Linked DNA regions of Homo sapiens: region 2 is linked to region 1. Evidence: chromatin contacts called from ENCODE Hi-C data. All regions are on one chromosome and are shown on one strand. The core of a region is the stretch at or near the end of the contact, and the rest is flanking DNA. Distances in the headings are between cores, read along the strand shown. Region 1 holds the start of VCF2 (VCP nuclear cofactor family member 2). Region 2 has its middle 200 kb from the start of RRAGB.

Evidence for each region. Hi-C counts contacts between places; a loop is a spot of excess contacts on that map. Pooled maps may share reads with other maps.
Region 2: a loop to region 1 is called in a pooled map, with 15 times the contacts of the local background. The contact joins the enhancer-like site here to the promoter of VCF2 in region 1. A Hi-C loop is called at or near these places in 2 of 168 maps with a recorded cell type or tissue (CD4-positive, alpha-beta memory T cell and naive thymus-derived CD4-positive, alpha-beta T cell), 16 of 37 single-sample maps with no recorded cell type and 12 of 50 pooled maps.

What each region holds. Positions count from the first base shown.
Region 1 is chrX:55,159,921-55,162,620 of GRCh38, reverse strand. It overlaps VCF2 (VCP nuclear cofactor family member 2), which reads left to right and starts at 1,436. Exons shown (of 3, transcript NM_001166701.4): 1 at 1,436-1,484. The coding sequence starts at 1,465. RefSeq lists enhancers at 647-1,147, 1,148-1,648, 1,474-1,773.
Region 2 is chrX:55,918,146-55,920,845 of GRCh38, reverse strand. It overlaps a transcript of KLF8 not described here. Among named protein-coding and RNA genes, the nearest start is that of RRAGB, 200 kb to the right of the region's middle. RefSeq lists enhancers at 955-1,204, 656-1,855. Within about 2 kb of position 1,330, at least 2 of the 41 ENCODE cell types and tissues checked have a DNase peak (open chromatin) inside an H3K27ac peak, as active enhancers do.

The sequences.
Region 1 (2,700 bases), core at 187-2,686:
CGGGTAAGGGGGTATTGTGGCTAAATTGAACTAACAGGATTGTTGGTGAAGGTGGGCCAGGGTGACTAGACATCACCTGGGGGATGAGGAACCTAACTGAGATATTGATGATGGGAAATTCTAACTAAACTGACTTAGCAGGATTCTTGTTAAAATTGCACAATGCAGCGACAAACATGGCAGTCTAAAAGTCCCCTGTCCAGGGCTGTCTACTCCACAGCCTCGGCTGCAGGGTCACCTAGCCCCTAGCTGGGTTAGGCTTCCTTTATGGCATGATCTTTAGTTCTTGAATCAGCCACTTTCCACATCTTCCCTTCCATCCTCAGGGAATGCAGCCCCCTGTGAGATCACCTACTTAACAGCAAGAACCAGGATCAGCCTAAACTCTAGCACTCCCTTTGCCAACTTTTTAGATAATAAATACAGATAGAGGAACATGATAATTCAGGAGAAAGCATAACTGCAAAGGATGATCCCTTAAGAAGGTGGAAGGCATAGGATCCAGGTGAAGGGCCTGGTCTCAAGTAGGATCCTGTCTCTTCCTCCAGGGAAGCAGCCAAGATTATAAGTGCAGGTCTACTGCTGTTGGGAAGTGGTGTGAATTCTTCTCTGATTGCTTCTATTTTCTCAAGGGAATATCAGTGAATATCATGAGAAAATTGGGTGCTGGTGCTTGTGGAGGGATCTTGTAAGTAGACTAGACAGAGAAGGTACACTTGTGGAGGGTGTACATTGTTTGTCTACTTGGCGGCGGGGGGACTGCCAGGAGAGTAGGGAGGAGAGAGTTAATAGCTTTGGGTAAGCTGGCTAAGGAAGGTGAATGGTGAGGAACGCGGTTGTGGTTAGTGGAGAGGAGGCCTCCTTGAGGCTAAAGGCTGTGGATGCTGGGGCACTGGAAGAGGTAGCTGTTAGGACACGATCGGGTGCTGCCCGTTATGAGAATGGGGGATGCAAGAAATGGACATCGTGGAGGGGCGCGGTCTTTCCTGAGGCCCAGGGCATGACCGCGGGCAGAAGAGACTTAAGTGGGGGGAAGGAGACCCCCCCGAGGACGGAGAGGCGCCGGCCACGGCCTGGTCAGCCCCGGGGGCGCTGAGGTCGCCGAGGAGGATCAGCGGTGTGAGGGCTGCGAGGACAGGGCGTGTGCCACGTGAGAAGCGTGTTCAGAGGCTGGCTGGGTGGGAGGAGAATGTCCATGGGATTGGCACAGGTCTCGAACATGGGGCGGCTCGGGCAGTCGCGCAGCAGAGCCTGACCCTCAGCGGATCGTCCCTCAGGCGTCAGCTCCCAACTGCAGGGAAGGGAGCCTGCGGCGGACCCAGAGGAAACAGGAGCCGACCTCCCCGGGCTCCGATGCGCAGGCCCAGAGCCCGTCAATCCTTGGCCAGCCCCGCCCTCCGGGCTGCGTTTTTCCGGCGGCGCAGGAACTTCCTGCGCGGTTGCTATGGTTCCGAGGGCAGGACTATGGGAGGCTGCCCTGTACGGTAAGTTCGTCGGGGCCTTTCCGGCCGGTACCAGTCCGAGCTCTGGTCCCCACGGTCATCACGCTTTGCTTTCTCAGCCAAGATCTCGGGGCTCAGGGCGGAAACGCAGCGGATATGTATTTTCTTCCGGGGTTGGTGGCGCTCGGCTCTCATGACCTGCAGGTGACAGTGTTGGCCGGTGGCGCGGCCCTGCTTGCCTCGTGCCCCGCCCTTCGTGCTTGAAAAAAAATCCCGCGAAGCCTTCTCCGAAAGAACATGCTGGTTCTTTGGTTGTCAGTGCCTTACAAGCCCTGGAGGCGGGGGTGAGGTGGGGATGTGGTCCCTCGCGAAAACTCAGTCAGTGGACAATAGCATTCTGTTTTTCAAATTGGCATTTCCTCGGTGAGGCTGCTAGGTACCCTAGCAACTGGTATTTCTGTTTCTCTGATTGGTTTTGTCATCTTTCTCCACGTGTTACTGGGGTTCTATGGACCTTTATCAATGTATTCTTTCATTACAAACGTCTCTGAATCTCATGGTAGAAAACTTGGTTAGACTGTTAAAGCGTAATAAAGGAAACCAATCTTATCCACAGTCCGATCACCCAGCCGTGACCATTAATCATATTCTGTGATAAATTTCCTTAGATGTTTTTCATTCGTAAAGTTGCATTTTAAAAAATGAGATTAACATTGTTTCATGAACATTCCGCTTTTTAAACTCAGCTTCACACTTTGAAAAATCATTTTCATAGTATTACTCTGTTTTAAAAACAATGCAAACGTATTGTAAGCTGTTGAAAGTTTCAGTAAAACTTGAGCGCAAAATACTCAAATACTCAAAATACCATGATCAAAGACAAACATCACCATGCTCCCTAATGAAGGCAGAGCTGTGGCATGTGTTTGTTTCACTCTTTTATCCTGGCACCTGGAGGAGTGCCTAGCACTTAGTGGATGCTCAATAAACATTGTGAAATAAAATAATATTTACACCCGGTCATTTTTTCTTTATATATAATCAATCATTTCATAATGGAGTGTAATATAGGAGCAGTTTTCTACGTGATTTTTTATTTGGCATTTTGTACTCAGTACTCAGTCTCCTAGAGTCTCCTAGTACTCAGTCTCCTAGAGATGAGAATTGATTAAAGAGTAATGAAATTATAAAAATGAGTAAACTCAGCCATTCTTAGGAGTACCAAAAACTCAAAAGTAAGTCTCTAAGCAAATGTCTG
Region 2 (2,700 bases), core at 81-2,580, 760 kb before region 1:
TATGTTTTTCAAACTTTTATATTTCTCTTCATCATCAGGAACACCAATTATTCTTAGGTTTGGATATTTAACATAGTCCCAAACTTCTTGGAGGCTTTGTTCATTTTTTAAAATTCTTTTTTCTTTGTCTTTGATGGACTGGGTTAATTCAAAAGTCTTGTCTTCGAGCTCTGAAGTTCTTTCTGCTTGTTTGATTTTATTGCTGAGATTTTCCACTGCATTTTGCATTTCTCTAAGTGTGTCCTTGATTTCCAGAAGCTGTGATTGTTTTTTATTTATGCTATGTATTTCACTGAAGAATTTTCCTTTCCTATCCTGTATCATGTTTTTGATTTACTTAAGTTGGACTTCACCTTTTTCTATTGCCTCCTTGATTAGCTTAATGACAGACATTCTGAATTCTTTTTCTCGCAGTTCAAAGATTTCGTCATGGTTTGGATCCATTGCTGGTGAGCTGGCAGGATATTTTGGGTATGTTAAAGATCCTTGTTTTGTCATATTACCAGAATTGTTTTTTTTGTATCCTTCTCATTTGGGTAGACCATGTCAGAGGGAAGATCTGGAATTCAAGGGCTGTTGATCAGATTATTTTGTCCCACGGGGTGCTCCCTTGATGTGGTGTTTTCCCCCTTCCCCTAGGAATGGGGCTTCCTACAGTACAGAGGAACTGTAGTAATTGTTTTTGCTCTTCTAGGTCTAGCCACCCGGGGGAGCTACCATGCTCTGAGCTGGTACTGGGGAGTTTCTGCAAAGACTCCTGTGATATGATTCATCTTCAGGTCTTGTAGCCGTGGATACCAGCATCTGCTCTGGTGGAGGTAGCAGGGAAGTGAAGTGGACTTGGTGCAGGTCCTTGGTTGTGTTTTTGTTTAGTGGGCTGGTTTTGTGTTGGTTGGCCTCCAGCCAGGAAGTGGTGCTTTCAAGAGTGCAATAGCTGCAGTCCTATAGGGAGGAGGCAAACTTGCCCTAGAGACACCTGGTTAAGTATTCAGGTTTCTCAGGCAGCAGGCAGGGCCACAGAGCTCCCAAAATATTATGACCTTTGCCTTCAGCTAGCAGGTAGAGAAAGACCACCAGGTGGGGGCAGAGATAGGCATGTCTGAGCTCAGCCTATCCTTGGGCCGGGCTTGCTGTGGCTGCTGTAGGGGCTGGGGTGTGGTTCCCTGTCTAATGGTGTTATATTCCCGGGGGATTATGGCTGCTTCTGCTGAGTCATACAGGTAGCCAGGGAAGTGCGGGACACCTGGCAGTCACAGGCCTCACCCAGCTCTCACACAGCCTGCAATCCTAAAAGCGGGTTTCACTTCCCCCATGCCCCCGCCAACATCACTGAGTCTATTTCGAGGCAGCCGGTGACCAGGGCTGAGAACTCGCCCCAGACCACGAACCTCCCTGTTGAGAGAGCAAGCAGGCTCACAGTTTTTCAGTGTCTCAGGAGTTTGCAGCGGTAATCCAGTTCCTTCAAAGGATCTCTGGATTTTCTTGGCTTTCCTGGTGTGTTCCTGTGGTAGTTCTTGGGAGCAAAAGTTCACGAAGTGAGTCTCCACACACTGCTCTATCAGTCTGACCAGGAGCTGCAAGCTAGTCATGCCTTCTATCCACCCTCTTAATCTGAAAACTCCATTGTATTTTGGGAGCAGCTAACTTTTTTTCTAGGTTTCACAGGTCCACAGAAGAGAGAAATTTTGCCCCAGGATGGACCACACCCTGAGTCTCATCCTTCCTTACGCAGATGAAGTAGAAGATGAGTTTTGGGACTCTTTGAGTTGATTAAATTTAGGTGAGATTTTTAAGACTTAGAATTGATGCCGGAATGGGTTAGAACTTTTGGAGATGTTGTGATAGAGTGAATGTGTTTTGCCCATGGGAAGGGCATAAATTTTGGAGGGCCAAAGGAAGACCATTTTGGGTGGTAATGTGACCTTTAAAATGATATGTTGAAGTCCTAGCCATCAGTACTTGTGAATGTGACATTATTTGAAAATAAAGTCTTTGCAAATGTAATCAAGATGAAATCATTAAGGTGGCCCTAATTCATTATGACTGGTGTCCTTATAAAGAAGAGGAAAGTGACAAGTGAAGACACACACACACACACACACACGGACACGCTCATATACACACAGACATAGCCATGTGAAGAGAGAGACAGAAATTAGAGTTATACTGCCACAAGCCAAGGAATATCTGGACTTACCAGAAGCTGAAAGAGACCAGGAAGGATTCTTTCTAGAGGTTTTCGATGGAGCATGGCCTTGCCAATACTTTTATTTTTTATTTCAGATTTCTAGCCTCAAGAACTGTGAGAGAATAAATTTCTGCTGTTTTAAGGCACCCATTTTGTGGTACATTTTACAGCATCAGAAAACAAATATGCCAAGTATTCATTTGTGTGGAGATATATCTTTATGAGTTTGCATGTATCAGGATTGGATGGCAATTTCTGAATGAGCATGTATATCTCTGTCTGGGTACCTATATGCATGATCTACATATAGTTGACCAGGAACATGAAAAATGATGTATAATCTGCCAGAAAGTCTCAAGATAGGTAGATAATTTCCCCAAACTCATTGATTGACTTATTCCCTCAACAAGTATTCACTGGGTTCCTTCTATGTTCTAGGCACTGGGGACAATCATGATTAAGATATCCTTAGACTGCTGAGTCTAGTGCTATGGGAACCCAGAGGTAGAAAC